Linked DNA regions of Homo sapiens: region 1 is linked to region 2. A link is a loop called in an ENCODE intact Hi-C map of the cell type or tissue named here. Cell type or tissue: PC-9. All regions are shown on one strand. Links, peaks and the distances in the headings refer to the core of each region. The heading gives the core; the rest is flanking DNA. Region 1 has its middle 52 kb from the start of MFAP3. Region 2 overlaps LOC124901118 (a long non-coding RNA gene).

Evidence for each region. A loop is a pair of places that touch in the nucleus more often than their neighbours do. Peaks named below come from ENCODE experiments on the same cell type or tissue, not always from the same donor. Only the 100,000 strongest peaks of a DNase experiment are listed, where the experiment ranks them.
Region 1: it touches region 2 in a loop (3-fold over the local background); 5 of 110 quality-filtered maps call a loop at or near these places.

What each region holds. Positions count from the first base shown.
Region 1 is chr5:154,087,019-154,095,355 of GRCh38, reverse strand. No RefSeq gene overlaps it. Among named protein-coding and RNA genes, the nearest start is that of MFAP3, 52 kb to the right of the region's middle. In PC-9, for the core only: no CTCF peak of the experiment used is centred there; DNase peaks (open chromatin) are centred at 2,755, 4,505 and 7,925; H3K27ac peaks cover 2,127 bases.
Region 2 is chr5:154,175,851-154,184,187 of GRCh38, reverse strand. The region is part of intron 1 of LOC124901118 (a long non-coding RNA gene); the gene reads left to right. Among named protein-coding and RNA genes, the nearest start is that of GALNT10, 11 kb to the left of the region's middle. In PC-9, for the core only: CTCF peaks have their summits at 3,695 and 3,899 (motif pointing right); DNase peaks (open chromatin) are centred at 3,917 and 5,407.

The DNA of each region.
Region 1 (8,337 bases), core at 224-8,223, 89 kb after region 2:
GAGTAACATGAGGCTGAGATATTAAATAACCTGCTTAAGAGCTCCCTACTTGTAAGCTCCTAACCCAGATTTAAACCAAAGTGGTCTGCATTTTTCTCCCACTTTCTTTTATTATTACTATTCATAGACTATTTTTTAGAGATTTTTACGTTTACAGAAAAACTGAGCAGAAATTATAGTTCCTATATACTCTCTTATCCCCACCTCAGTTTCCCCTAACATCTTGCCTTAGTGTGGTTTATTTATTATAAATAATGAATCTACACTGACACATCATAGTCACCCAGTCCATAGTTTACAGCAGGATTCACTCTTGGTGTTGCACGTTCTGTGGGTTTTGGCAAATGTGTAATGACATGTATCTACCTTATACTATTATACAGAAAAGTTTCACAGCCCTAAAAATGCCCTGTCTCCCACCTATTCATCCCCTCCTTCCTCTCCCCATACTTCTGGCAACCACTGATCTTTTCACTGTCTTCATAGATTTGCCTTTTCCAGTTGTCATATATTTAAAAGCATGCAGTAGTACATAGTCTTTTCAGATTGGCTTCTCTCACTTAGCAATATGCATTTAATGTTCCTCTATGTCTTTCTGTGGCTTGATAGCTCATTTCTTCTTCTTCTTCTTTTTTTTTTTTTTTTTGCTGAGTAATATTCTATTGTATGGATGTACCATAGTTTGTTTATCCTGGTATATATTTTTAATTTTTACAATCTATAGCTTCCTTGAAGGCACATTACTTAGGCTGAAGTTTCAGATATTTCCTAATCTGACCCTCGCCTTTCATCCCAATTTTATTCTGACCTCACTGTTCCCTGAACATGACCTTCATTTCTCTGAGCTTTTGCTTGGAGAACATTCCAGGAATGTTCAAGCATGGATAGCCATCACCCCACTGCCATACGGCAGGTGCGGAACCTAAGACCAGACTTAAACCCATTACTGAATTGCATTTCCCAGGGGATTGATTTAGGAATGAGAATGTTACCTAGTGGGAACCAATGAAACCTGCATTGAGAGTTCATAAATTTGAAGCTGAGAGGGTATGAGGAGCAGTGGCAGCTCTATTGTGGCCCAAGGGAGAATGTGTCTGAGAACAGGATCATTTGTGGGAGAAATGAAAAAGAGAAATTAGGTCATAAGGATATAATATACACCCACAATCAAACTGTATTCATGTGCACCTGTACATTCTTTTTCATTCAAGTGTATTTTGGTTGGGTTTCTGATATTTGCTACTACAAGGACTTGCCAATACAGGTGAAGAATGGTAGGTACTATAAGAACAGTATGGCTCAGTTTTCCCAACAGACCATCTGTAGATTCACTATTCATTCAACAGATATTTATTACATATCTATTATGCTCCACATGCTGCACTGAGTGTTGGCCACTGGAAAGGACTAACAAGAGCTTTTTGAAGCACAGAGATAGTGAATCCATGCATACGGGGGTCCCATCTGCACTAACAAACACATTTTTTTAGCAAACATTTATTGTAGGACACATGGGGTGGTGTGAGGGGTTTTTCTGGGTAGCAGTAGCTCAGTAGGCTTACTCCTGACCCAGCTACCTAGAGGCTTTCAGTAGTTTCTAGTTTCTTCCACTCCTGGAAGAATAATGCAGGGCAGGAGTCAACAAAGCCAGACCCCACCACCACTACCACCATCATTGGTGGGAAGGGGTTTCTTCCCCTGCTCAAGCCTAGTTCTGATTGAACTTATGGGTGCCTAAAAATTCATCACCTCTTTGTCTGGCTCCACAGAGAATTCAGCCTAGTGAGCAGGTGATGGGATATGGCAGCATAGAGCCGTTGAGTCAGGGCTCACTCAGGCTGTGATGGGGTTGATAGTGCTTGCTGCATCTGCCCATGGAAGGTATACTTGTAGCTCGTTTTTCTGAAGAGCACTTCCCTTTAATCAAATATGTGGTGCCGCAATTCTGAAACTTTAACATGCATATGGATTTTCTGGACATCTTGTTAAAATGCAGATTCTGATTCAGTAGCTCTGGGGTGAGGCTTGATATTCTGCATTTCTAACAAGCTCCCTGGTGACACTGAGAGTAGCAAGCATGTAAGAAACAGAACATGAATTTATCTTGGGAATATTGCCTGTTTTGTCATTGGGCTTGCTGCCTGATTTCCTTAAAATCTCTGATTGTTTCTTATGCTTTAGAGAAATACTTGCACCTGGCTGAGTTCAAGCATAAATTCCACCTTTAAGTAGGGACATTTTCAACTTGCAATATACTCAAATGAGGGCACCTGAAATCAATAGCGAGGCAAACTATTTAATAACCAATTTAGTTATTCAGTAAATATCTGCTGAGCTCCTACAGTTGCTGGACAGTTGCTCTATTTTGGGATAACAGCCATGAACTAGAAAGACATAGTATTGTCCTCTTGGGACTTCCAGTCTAGCAGTCACAGAGACCAAAACTAAGCAAGCAGACAATCAAATACAATAATTTCAAGTTGTGGTAAGTGCATGGATGGACACTAATAAACGGTTAAGTTTGAGACTAGTAATGGGGAAGGGAGTATTTTAAAATAAGTGGTTGTATTAGTTTCCTATTACTGCTGTACAAAATTGACACAAACTTAGTGGCTTAAAACAACATAAACATATTTTCTTACAGTTCTAGAGGTCAGAAGTTCAAAATCAACTTCACTGGGCTAAAGCCAAGGTGTCTCAGGGCTGCATTCCTCTTGGAGGCTCAAGATTCTCTGCATGACATTCCATTCTGCAGGCAGTTCTGAGCAACAGCTTCCCAGCAAGTAAAATTTCAATGTCTTCTTGAGTGTTTACAGAAAACAAACAACATCTCCACTTCCCCCCCATCCCTAAGCCTAATACTTATGAGTGCTTGCTACACGATGCCAGGAACTACACTAGGCATTAACTTGTTTTTCACAACAGCTCCATCGGGTGGGTAGAAAGAGACATATATTACAGCCGAGTAAGCTGAGGCTGAGAGATTAAATAACCTTCCTAAGAGTTCCCAACTTGCAAGTGCCTGACCCAGATTTAAACCAAAGGGGTCTGCATGTTTTTCTCTCTTTCTTATTACTATTCATAGACTTTATTTTTTAGAGAAGTTTTAGGATTACAGAAAAGGTCAGATTCTGGAGGGGAAAATTCACTTTTCCAGCTTCTAAAGGCCACCTGAATTTCTCAGTTCAGGGCCGCTTCCTCACATCATGCCAACCTCTATATCTGCTGTTAAATCTGTTTCTCTCACTCTGCCTTTCCCACCCTCCTCTTATAAGAACTTCTGCAATTACATCAGGCTCACCAGGACAATTCAGGATAATCTGCCCATCTCAAGATACTTAATCACATCTGCAAAGTTCCTTTTGCCATGTAAGGTAACACATTCACAGGGTCTGGGGATTAGGATGTGGGCATCTTCAAGAGGGGGAGTAGGCATTATTCTATTTATTACAGGAGTCAAGAAGGCCTCTCTGAGGAAGTGGTATTTAAGCAAAAGGCTTAGTACAAGTCAGACATGGGCAGACTAGAGGAAATAGCTTTCCCAAAGGAGGAAACAGTAAGAGCAAAGGCCCTGAAGAAGGACGGGGCTTTTTAAGTACAGGGACTGGAGAGAATGCTAGCATGGGGGAGCAGAGAGTCAGACAAGACGAGAGTGGAGCAGCAGGCAGAGGCCTGACCCTGTGGGCTGTAGTGAGGGCTTTGGATTTTATTCTAAGTGTGATTAGGAGCCATTGAAAAGCCTAAGCAGGTTATTGCAGTGATCTGATTTGTGTCTGAAGGGGTGACTACTACTTGGCTTGAGCTCATTCTTCCCATGTAGGAATGCCAGCCCAGTGTGGCCAGGTCTTCTGACTTTTCAGGGAAAGGTGCAAATCTGAATATTTCTAATGTTAAACCCTCCATTTAAAATTATTGAAGCCAGCCGGGTGCGGTGGCTCACGCCTGTAATCCCAGCACGTTGGGAGGCCGAGGCGGGTGGATCACGAGATCATGAGATCGAGACCATCCTGGCCAACATGGTGAAACCTCATCTCTACTAAAAATACAAAAATTAGCTGGGTGTGGTGGCACATGCCTGTAGTCCCAGCTATTTGGGAGGCTGAGGCAGAGAATCGCTTGAACCCAGGAGGAGGAGGTTGCAGTGAGCCAAGATTGTGCCACTGCATTCTAGCCTGGCAACAGAGCAAGACTCCATCTCAAAAATAAAATAAAATAAAATAATTAATAAAAATAAAACAATTAGCTGGGAGTGGTGGTGGGTGCCTATAATCCCAGCTACTCAGGAGGCTGAGGCACGAGATTCACTTGAATCCAGGAGGTGGAGGTTACGGTGAGCCAAGATCGTGTACTGCACTCCAGCCTGGGCAACAGAGGGAGACTCCGTCTCAAAAATAAAAAAAAAAATTATTGAAGCTATACTGGAAAATTTTAAGGTACACACGCAGGTCAGGTTTGGCCAGGAGCTACAGGGACACCTTCTCTGAAGAGGCTCTGCTACATACTTGCTGCATGACGTGGGGTGAATGACCAAACCTTCTGAGCCCCAGGTTCCTGGTTTGTACAATGGAGAATAATGGTGGTTATTGCAGAGGGTTGTTGTAAGGATTCAGAGTATATCAATGACAGAATACATATAAAATACTTAGCATAGTGCCTATAAGCATCCAATATGCGCATATCCATGTATATGTATTTTTTAATTTGAGGGGATTACATGAAAATTGGAAAATAGATGGCCTTTAAAATTGCTTCTGGCTCTGAGATTCTAAGATGATTAAAAATGTCCTTATTAATCAGACCATATATTTAATAGTGACCTTGAGTTGCCTTTCCTAGCCTGGATTTAATTTCCTTATCCAGTATGCATTGTACAGAATGCATCTTTGGTAAGATGACAATGGACTCTAAGACAACTATGTTTGATGGCAAAACCCACTGCAGTGAGGAACAAAATTCTCTGTTGTTGATTACACACAAAACCAAGGAGTAGAGCCCCAGTGATCATGTAGCTAGAGATCCAGCAACTTTTCAGTTTGCCCTTTTCCTCAAGGGCTTTGGAGTTGTGCTTCTGACAATTCATGTGGTTCTTTCCTCCTTTCTACCCAGTAGAGAGGAATCTGGGAAAGGGATGGACATGTGTAGCTCATTGCCTGAATGTGGGCAGGTGAGCTGGAAGCTTAAAGGCTTTTGCTCAAGAGGACATCGTCTGAGAATCATGCTAGGTATCTCTTATCTCCAGGACCCAATGCAGTAAAGTATGGAGCAGAATCAGAGCAAGACTGATCCCAGGCAGAGCTCCAGGCAGGAGTGGTTGTCAACAGGCACTGGAGGATGTGCTGGGTTTAAATCTTATCAACCAAGAGCAATTCTTGCAAATGACAGTGACAGATAAATTGCTTGACTTCTTGGAATACCACCCAAGGACACTTGGGCACAGAAACACACCCACATGCACACAGAATTTTGATTTCTTTATCAAGCTTCAGAAAAGTTGGAAAGATAAAGAGCCATCCTTGATACCAACACATCTCTTTCTCTAATTGAACATCCCCAGCAGGAGTCTGAGGTCACAGCACTAAGCCAGATGGCCCCAAATTTTCTGAATCTGACTTTTCAATATCTCTAATAGTGTGAGGAAACTGCACAGTACCATACAGACATCAGGCATGTATTCTAATGTTACTCTTGCCCTGGGATGGCATTCACTCAGTGAGCTTCAGTGTTCAAGACTGGCCACTAGGCTTCTTTGTTTGCAAATTGCGGATTGGCTCAAGTTAACTCAGGCCCAAAGGGGACCTGGTGGAAGACTGTGGGGCTGACAGAATCAAAGGAAAGGTGGGCACCTCAAGCAGGGCTAGCAGAGGGATCCAGGGCAAGAATGGACTCACTCCCTAGGGACTCCATCTGGTGAGTCTGTGCCATGGTTTTCAGTTCCTGGTGATTGTGCTCAGGATTTAAATCCCTGAGAGGTTCTCATGGCATGAATTAGCTCTTTCCTTGGCCAGAGAATGGCCAGCACTAACAGGCCCGCCAGACTGCATGGTATGGGAAAGGAAGTTTCTTCAGAGAAACATTGATGTACTATTAGCAATAGAACGGGAAGAAGGCAGGCAAGCAGAAACAACAGATGTCTGCTGCAAAGGCCTTGCCCAAAAGAGGTTCCGGCCGTCCCTGCTGTCCCAAGTCCCATGACTCCTAGCGCACACTATCCCCTCTTCTTTACTATTAGGTTGGTGCAAAAGTCCTTGTGGTTTTTGCCATTTCTTTTCAATGGCAAAAACTGCAGCACCAACCTAATATATTCCCCCTTCCTCCAGTTCACACCCTGCACACACCAGGATAGTTCACACCCTGCACACACCACGATAGTTCACACCCTGCACACACGATAGTTCACACCCTGCACACACCAGGATAGTTCATACCCTGCACACACCAGGATACCCTTGCTGCCTACCTCTGCAGGGTCCCCAGGCCCATGTCATATGAGGTGGACCCTTGTGGATCTCTGCCTATGATGCATCATGGTTTGGTTTAAATTGATTGACATGGCACAACGAATAAGGTTTATTGAGGAAATGGAAAACTTACAAAGCTGGTGCTTCTATACTTCACAGGGAGGAGCCATTTCTGGGCCTGCAGTAAGGATCTGATTGCCAGTAGGGACCAAGTGGGCCCTGTTCTTCTCCCATTTGTAGACCAAAAGTGAGAAAACAGTCTTTGAAGAGGGTGGAACACATAGGCTACTCGGTGCTATCAGTCCAGAATTATGGGGCCAACCATGTAAAGAAATAGTGTGGGGACACCAGCTGTCCTGCAATTCATCTTACGGTGCATAGAAAATTAGAGTCCTCCCTCCCAGGTGAAGGAAGCCAGCAGTCCTGTAGAAAGCTGAGTGTGGGGGCAGCCCTTCTGGTGTGGAGAAGGAGGGGGGATCCTGGTCCTAGCTAGCTTGTTTTCGGGCAACCCAGGACGGACAATTCTCCTAGCTGCGCCACACATACCCAACTTATAGTTCCTTCACTGATACACACTCCCAAGCTCTAATACCCACAAATTAGACATCTTCCATTTCTCTGAACACCTTATTAGGGTTCCCTTGAGAATTTTCCCTCTCTTTCCTATGTTGGTCTTTATTCATCTCCTCCGAGCCTCATACCCTAGATTTTAGAGGCCCATGTTCCTGTCTTCTCTACTGGACTATAGTCTTATCAAAGGTATTTTCCATATGCCTCTTACCTTTGTAATTTTGTCATTAATTAAGTGTTTGATCCAAATAGGCCCTCCACACAACATAGAGTTGATGAAAGAGTGAATGAATGGTTCAGCTGCAAGATGTAAATCTACTCAGAAATGAAATGAGGATGGATCATCCAAAGTAGCTCTCTAAGAAATGTGAGGAGGCGGTATGGATGACAACACTACCAGGGATAGATGAATGGCAGGAAACCTTGTATGGTTTTGGGGGTGGAGTGGTAGAGATGGTGTTGTTGAAAACATTGATTCCCTCAACGAATATTGTCGGTCATCTTCTACACATCAGACCCTGGGCAAATCCATGGAATATACCAGTGAATAAGGCATTTAGGATCCTTAACCTGAAAATGTAACAGGATATTCTTTAACTTCCTTTAAACCCTTAGAATGAGTTTTCTTTGCTTCACTAAGTCCTTAATACTCCAAGATAAACTGGGCTGTCTCAGATCCAGATTTACTAGTGCATGACATTGAATCAGAGGGAAACCTGGACCAAAAGGTGCCTGTATTTGTTAAAGATTAAAAAAAAAATAATAAAAATCTCGTTTCTTTCTGTCTTTTAATCTGCACACATTCACATGGTTGGTCACATGGAAGTTGAGTCAAGATTTGCTCTGCACAAGCCAGTTATTATGCCAGAGTCACAGCAGGGGGTGGCATTGTTTTGACAGACTCACAGGCTCCAAAATGTAAATGGCTTAAATGTAACATGCCAGCTCTGTGAGCTGTCACTCAGAAAGTGCTCAAACCTTTCATCTGTCCAGAGTGAAGTCTGATCAACGGTTGGGTAGGGGGTCTGGCTTCAGGTCCATGCCTCTCTTACTCTCCAGCTCTGGGTTTGGGAGAGAGATGGGAGACAGAAGGCACTGGATTATTTTGAAAACCTTAGCTTCATCACTAAGAATAAAGCTTAGAGATTGTAAAGCATAGGGCCCCCTTTTCTATAGCTAGTATGGGTGAGGAGCCTTATTAGTGCCTTCTCTAATCACTTTGTTGGTTCAGTTCCCTATCCATCCTCACTTTAGTCACCCATTTGGATTAAGGAGCCCCACAGGAGGGAAGCTCCTTTTCCTATTGGTC
Region 2 (8,337 bases), core at 112-8,111:
CCCAACACATGCATAGCTTCCTGAATTATCAGCATCCCCCACCAGAGTATTATATGTATTACAATTGATGAACTTGCATTAACATTATCATTGTCACTCAAAATCCATAGTTTACATTAGGATACACTCTTGGTATTATACCTCCTATGGGTTTGGACAAATGTATAATGACATATCCACTATTATAGTATCATACGGAGTAGTTTTGTTACTGGTGGACGGTATCCAGGTTTTTGGTGTTTTGAACAAAGAATTGGACAAAACGCACAAAGCAAAGAAAGAATGAAGCAAGAAAACAGATTTGTTTAAAACAAAAGCACACTCCACAGGGTGGGAGGGGGCCCGAACAAGCAGCTCAAGGGCTTGGTTACAGAGTTTTCTGGGGTTTAAATACCCTTTAGAGGTTTCCCATTGGTTACTTGGTGTATACCCTATGTAAATGAAGAAGCTGAAGTGAAGTTACGAAGTTATTTACTTGGTGTACATCCTATGCAAATGAAGAGGATGTTTCCTGTCATAGCAGAAGTAGAGTTACAAAGTTATTTACTTGGTCTTAGAAAGTTGGGCTTTTTCAGTTTGATTTAGTTCTACGAAGTCCTTAGGTTCCCTGCCTCCAGGCCTTATTCTCCTGCCTCAGTTTTACTGCCCTAAAAATCCTCTGTGTCCATTTATTCATCCTTCCTACCCTAACCCAGCAACCACTGATCTTTTTACTGTCTGCATAGTTTTGCCTTTTCTAGAACGTCATATAGTTGGAATTACACAGTATGGAGTAGCCTTTTCAGATTGGCCTCTCTCACTTAGCAATATGCATTCAAGGTCCTTCCGTGTGTCCTTTTGTGGCTTGATAGCTCATTTCTTTTTAGTGCTGAATAATATTCCATTGCCTGGATGTAACACAGTTTGTCCGTTCACCTACTGAAGGACATATTGGTTCTTCCAAGTTTTGGTAATTATGAATAAAGGTGCTACAAACATCAATGTGCAGGTTTTTGTGTAGACATAAATTTTTGACTCCTTTGGGTAAATACTAAGGAATTCAATTACTGGATCATATGGTAAGGGTTTTTCTAGTTTTTCAAGAAACTGGAAAACTGGCTTCTAAAGTGACTATACCGTTTTTCATTCCCACCAGCAATGAATGACAGTTTCCATTGTTCCACATCCTTGCCAGCTCTTGGTGCTGTTAGTGTTATGGGTTTTGGCCGTTCTAACAGGTGTGTAGAGGTATCTCACTGTTTTAATTTGCATTTCCCTTGGCCACATGTTAGGACTTCATGAGGCTGTGTCACAGGCACGTCCCTAACCTTAGCAAAATAAACTTCCTAAATTGATTGAGACTTGTCTCAGATACTTTTTGGTTTATACAAGCAAGCACATTAAAAAGATACTCCACATCACCGGGTGCAGTGACTCACACCTGTAATTTCAGCACTTTGGGAGGCCAAGACGGGCGGATCACAAGGTCAGGAGTTCAAGACCAGCCTGACCAACATGGTGAAACCCCATCCCTACTGAAGATACAAAAATTAGCCAGGCGTGGTGGCATGCACCTGTAATCCCAGCTACTCAGGAGGCTAAGGCAGGAGCATCGCTTGAACCCAGGAGGCAGAGATTGCAGTGAGCCGAGATCATGGAACTGCACTCCAGCCTGGGTGACAGAGTGAGACTCCGTCTGAGAAAAAAAAAAAAATATTCCACATCATATTTCATCAGGGAAATGCTATCTGTGTGGGAGTAGAATGGGAGGCAGGTTTTCCCTAAGCAGTTCCCAGCTTGACTTTTCCCTTTGGCTTTGTGGTTTTGGGGTCCCAAAGTCTGTTTTCCTTTCACACTTGCCATGTGTGTTTTCATTCCCTGGCATATCCCCAATACCTAGCACAGTACCTACCCCAAAATAGGCGCTCAACAAACATCTGAGAAATAAATGAATCGATCAGTCAATTAATTAATAATCCTACACCCACCTCTTTAAAATCTGTATTCAGAAAACTCATTAACACTAGTCTCAATGACCCAAATTTCTATCTGCGCCAGGTTGGTCATTTAACAAGGCTCAAACTTATAATACAGAGGAAGAGAAAAAAATTCCTGGAGCTGAAATTTCCCCACCTGTACCTGGTCAGCCTCAATCAGCCTAGACTTTGCTTCTAGCTTCCTGTGTGATCTCAGACAGGTCACTCAAATTCTCTGAGCTTCAGGTTTATCATGTGTGGGTTTGTGAGTGTAATGGCAGCAGGAAGGAGAGATGTCTAGATAAACACAGAACATGGTTGTATTAAATAAAGCAGTTGAACCGGATGCTCTTTAAGGTCTTTTTTAATTTCAAAATTCTGTGACTAAATCCTGCAAGGTAGGATGGGAAAAGTGGGGGCAGACATGGAACACCACTTGGGATTCAATCCAGTTTCTGCATCTAGTGGCACTTCAACTCCTATTTTGAATGCAAAGAAAGGGTTTGCAGGATGCCTATGTAGGGGTGAAGGGAATTTCTCCCTCCCCTTCTGAAAGTTTGAGTCTTTAAGTCTCCAAAATAAACTGGTAATAGACAAACTAACAGGAGAAAAGACCTACACATTTATTAATGTGCCATTTGCATGGGAGCCACACAAAATATGAAACTCAAAGAAGGGCCAGATGGTTGAAGCTTAAATACCCTCATCATAAGAAAGAATAAAGTGGGGGATGTAGGCAATTTTAGAAGAAGAGTAAATGATTTTTAAGGGAGATGAATGAGCCTGGAGAACAGACAATAACCTGGGACAAAGTTCCTCAGAGGTGGTGACAAGTTATGAAAAGGCGGGGGGCAGAATTGCACTGTGAACAAAGGTTGTCTTATTATGCAGATAAAGTCTCTCAGGTAACAACCCTCAGAAGAGTAGTTGAAAGAACAGGTGAAAAGTCTGTCTGTGTGTGGTATCTGGGCTTGGAGACTTTTAGTTTCCTCTCCTGCAGAAGGAGCTCCTCCTCTCTGGTTAACATAGATTTCAGAGAAGGAGTCTAAGACATTAATTCCTCTACTTCTGAAGCTTATTTCTGAGGGCTGTCAGTCTCCTTAGTTCAAAGGAGTCAGCATGCAAAAGTGCCATATTTTGGGGTGTCCTTTTCTGAGCCCCAACACCTATTTGAAATGACCTCTAGATGGGAACTGCCTGTCTCCCTTTCTCTTTTTCTCCCAGACCCTACTTTGTCATTTCCACAATGAGATGCCAATTAAATCAATCCTGTCAACTATAAAGGAACACCACTGAATCAAGACAGTAGATATCAAAAGTACCTCAAGTAGGATACACTTTGAAAGAGCAAACAGAGAAGGCCACAAATCTCAAACAAAGAATAAATATACTATGTCATTGGGTGGACCCATCTCAAACAGAGCATTAGCCAGTAGGGTCAGATACAAATATCAGGTGTATAGGGAGCCATCCTCCTCCTGGCACTGCCATGAAAGTATCAGGGCTTGGTAAACGAGAGTGCTTTCTGTTTAATTACTTTTCATTTTTGTACAAAAGAAAAAAAAGGTATACAAAACACAGAGAGGTGGTGGGGCACAGGACCAAAGGGGGCTTCCTAGGAGTTTGAGACTCTTGGAAGAACGGCTGCAGTCTGTGGGCACCTCTGTAAAGTAAGAGGATTGGATACTCTATAACCCGGTAGTCTGAACCTTAGCTACACATTAGAATCACCTGTGGACCATTAAAAGCTCTGGATGCTTAACCTGCATCCCAGACCAATTAAGTCAGAATCTCTGGGAGTCAGACTCAGCCATCCCTACATGATTCCAATTTGTAGCCAAGTTTGAGAGAACCACTGCTCCAACATGGCTCTCAGGGCTCTAAAATCCTGCTAAGGTTTCTTTTTGTCCAAGCGGTAGGTCCTCTATTGTTCCACTAGGTGGCACCTTCCAGCAAACTTCAGTGGGTCCAGAGAAGTCGCTTCTAGGTCTAACTGCAAGGAATGAATTCATGAAGCAGGGCTTGGTGGTCTTTGCTGCCAACGAGGGGTCTGCACTCTTGACAAGAAGGCTGAACTTGTTTAACAACTTGCTGGTGAGTGCTGGAGCCACAGATGGTTGATTCATCCCTGTTTAAAAAGGTGAGGCTGGGCTGGACGCAGTGGCTTACGCCTGTAATCCCAGCTACTTGGGAGGCTGAGATAGGAGAATTGCTTGAATCTGGGAGGCGCAGGTTGTGGTGAACTGAGATCGCGCCACAACACTCCAACCTGGGCGACAGAGCGAGACTCTGTCACAATAAACAAACAAAATAAAAAGGTGAAGCTTGAAGAGAGATGTCTCTATCTCTTATGACTGGGTTCACCTCTTCACGGATGCACTCTGGTCTCTTCCCCCACCCCCACCCATCTCTCCAGCAGGATTGATAAACTCCTCTCAAAAGTTCTCAAGGAGCCCCATTATGTGCAGTAGTGTTCTTTTTATCTGGATAGTTAACAACACCCTGATTTTCTTTGAAGATTCACCCTTCTGCATCTCAGAACTTAGCCAATCAGAGCAGTAACCCCCTTCAGCTGCAGTGATTGGTCCAGGGACGGAATCTGAACAATCGAGGTTCAATTCCGTGGCTTTTGTATAGAGGCTATCAAGAAAGTAGTGGCTTCTTCCAGCGGATTGTTGCGAGCTGGATGTGAGCCCCACCGTGAGGCGTGTATTGGACCTCTTGACTCGGCTCCTCCGCACCTTCTCCCCACCCCAGGGAGGCGGTGTAGACTACATCAGTGGGCTTCCTTGCTCTATGTTTTCCTGTTGGGTTTAGCCCTTGAGGAGCCAGGGCAGGATTTCAGAGGGAGGGAGAAGAGCCAGGTCAGAGCATTTCTTTCCCCCGCCATTCCCTTGCTGCAACTTTGCCGCAGGCTGTCTGTGTCCTCCACAAAAGTCCATGGCTCCCATCGCGCAGGCTTCTTGAAACAGTCCTCCCTTTCTAGATTCCAATAACTGCCCCTTTCCTCACCCTTCAGGGCTAGGGCTGGACATCACACGCTGTTTCTGGCCCCATGGTACTGCCCCGTCCCTCATGGTTACACTATACCCTGCCCCATTTTCCTCCTATTAAACTCTCTTCCAATGTTCCAGTGTGAGAGTGCCATTCGTTTCCTGCAGACCCTAACTCAATCAAGGGAAAAGCTTCTTGAGAACCTGAAAACAGTCCCAACACAGGGGAAAGTGGAGCTGAGAGATCAACCAGTTACCCAAGCCAACCCCTGATGTCATCCATGCCTCCGGGTCAACTCCCCTCCCACATTCAAACAATTACCTAATAATGCTGGTTTTATTGCCTAATAAATTTTAAATGTATCCCTTCCCCTCTAGGCCTATTATATGAGACATATTTCAGGTGCCTGTAAGATGAATCCTTGAGCAGAAACCTGCTACTTATAATGACTCCGTTTTCTACTTTGTAGACAGCCTCCACCCTCATTTCTGGGCTGGTCCTTGACCTATGACTTTCCTGAACTGTCCTAAGGCAAGTTCAAAAGGATGAGCTGAGCCATTCAGATTCTATCTCAGAAATTGGAATCCAGTGACACAGAGGGAAGAAGGCAGCTGGTGGTGGCCTCTGAAGGTGGCAGTTCAGGTAGCACAAGGGTGGAGATTACTCTTGGGCCACACTGAAGGAGAAGATATGGGAAGGCAGAAACCAGGAGTAACAGAGGAAGTGCTTCAGTCAAAAGAAGCCAGTGCAGCCCAAGTATGGGAGGCAGGGATGCTGAGAGAGAAAACTGAAAGAGAATCACCTTGCCTCCTGGTTTTCCAGTTCCAGTTCTGGTTTCTGGGATGCCTGACTAGACTGAAGCCCCTGCCTTGGAGTTTACGCCTTCCCTGACGTTATGAGTGACTCTGTCACTTACGACCAAAGGAGCCCTGGCCTTGATACTTGATACTCTTGACTCAAAGTCCAAGTTGTAGCCATTACCATCTCTCGCTTGAATTGTTGTATCTCTCACTCCTAACTCCTCTGCCATTTCTGTCCTGCATTCCCTAACATTCATCCTCTCCACTGGAGTGACCATTCTGGGATGCCAACTTGCCATGTTGCTTCCCTCTGGAGGTTTATTGTCCTCACAGTAAAGTCCGAGTTGCTGGCCTTACACTTTATACAAAACTGCTAGTCGCTCATTACCTTAATAATGCTATTTCTCACCCCCATGCCTTTGCTCATGCTGTTTCCTCCTCCAGGAATACCCTTCACATCCTCTTGTACTGATGAATTCTTACTCAGCTTCAATGCCATCTCCTCTTCCATCACTTCTTCACTTTCCCATCCAGTTTGACTAAGAACTCCTTCCTCTTTTTTTCTCATACTACTGTGTATATTCCTATTTTAGCATTATATACTAATAAAGATGAGGGTGATGATGTTGGCTAACATTTATGGACCTCTTATTACATACCAAGTGCTAACTAGCACCTTACAGATGTCTTCTCTTTTAATCCTCATTGAAACCCCATGAAGTAGTTCTTTTATTATTCCTACTTCTCAAAAGAGAAAACTGAAGCAAAGATGTCAGGTGACTTGCCCAAAATCACACAGATAGAATGTGGTTGACTCAGGTCTATTGTTCCTTTCTTTTTTTAAAAAACTAACAGTTTAATTGAGATATAATTCACATGTCATACAATTAATTTACGCATTTAAAGTGTACAAGTCAATGTCTTAATATATTCACAGCTGCGTGCAACCATCAACATAATCAATTTTAGAACATTTTTATCACCACAGAAGAAACTCATACCCATTGATTACTCATTGTTTTAATGCTGCTCTTAGCAGCTGGTGTGGTGCCTAGCACATAGTATCTGTTCGACCAGCACTTGTTGAAGAATGGATAGCTACCATATCTTAGAAGACAGGGAAAGGTGCAAGAGAGAGGCTCTTGAGGCAACGCGTCTGTCATTTCAACATCAATTAAGAGATTTGCCTGATTCTTTTGTTTATTTATTTTATACTATTTTCCTTTCTTTCTTCTTTTTTTTGCTCAGTCACCAGGATGATGACAAGTGACAGTACAGTGGTGTGAACAAGGTTCACTGCAGCCTTGACCTCCTGGGCTCAAGTGATCCCCCTGTCTCAGCCTGTGTAGCTGGGGCTACAGGTGCACGCCACCATGCCTAGCAAATTTTTTGATTTTTTTGTAGAGACAGGGTCTCACTTTGTTGTCCAGGTCATCTCGAACTCCTGGGCTCAAGCAATCCACCTGCCTCAGACTCCTAAAGTGCTGAGATTACAGGTGTGAGCCATTACATCTGGCCCTATTTTTCCTTAGTAACAGCCCCCACTTACTGGTGGAGGTGTGTTGTAGATATAGGAGTCTGCTCTTACCATTTGCTCAGGGTTTTTTTACATCTCTGTGGCCCCAGGGAATTTCTCATCCTCACATTTGAGTTCTGGGATATTGCTGGTGATAATCTAGGTGCTGGGTATTTGATTTTGATTTTCAGTGGGAGAGAGTAAAGCCAGATTGCTTCTACTCCACCATTTTGGTGACATCACTCTCTACCACTGATTAAGTATTTTTTATGTGTGAAACCTTACAGTGTGTGATCTGTATATATTATTAGCTTATTAAGCAACAAAACCTGGAGATAGATATTATTGTATCCATAACACAAATGAGGAAACCAAATGTATTAGTTCATTTATGTTACCATAACAGAATACCGGAGACTGGGTATCTGTGAAGAAAATAGGTTTACTTTGGCTCAGGGTTCTGCAGGCTGTACAGGAAGTGTGGTGCTGGCATTCATTCCTAGTGAGGCCTCAGAAAGCTTTCAAACGTGGTAGAAGGGAAGGGGAGCTGGTGTGTCACTTGGCAAGAGAGGGAGCAAGAGAGAGAGGAAGGAGGAGCCAGGCTCTTTAAACAGCCAGCTCTCTTGTGAACTCCTAACCATGGGGAGGGCACCAATCCATTCATGAGAGATCTGCCCCCACTAGGCACACCTCCAGCATTGGAGGCCATATTTTTCTTTTTCTTTTTCTTTTCTTTTTCTTTTTTTTTTTGAGACAGAGTCTCGCTCTGTCACCAGGCTGGAGTGCAGTGGTGCGATCTCTGTTCACTGCAATCTCCTCATCCCGGGTTCAAGAGATTCTCCTGCCTCGGCCTCCTGAGTAGCTGGGACTACAGGCACCTGCCACCATGCCCGGCTAATTTTTTGTATTTTTAGTAGAGATGGGGTTTCACCATGTTGGCCAAGATGTTCTCAATCTCCTGACCTCGTGATCTGCCTGCCTCTGCCTCCCAAAGTGCTGGGATTACAAGTGTGAGCCACTGTGCCCAGCCTGGAGGCCATGTTTCAACATGAGATTTTGAGGAGACACACAT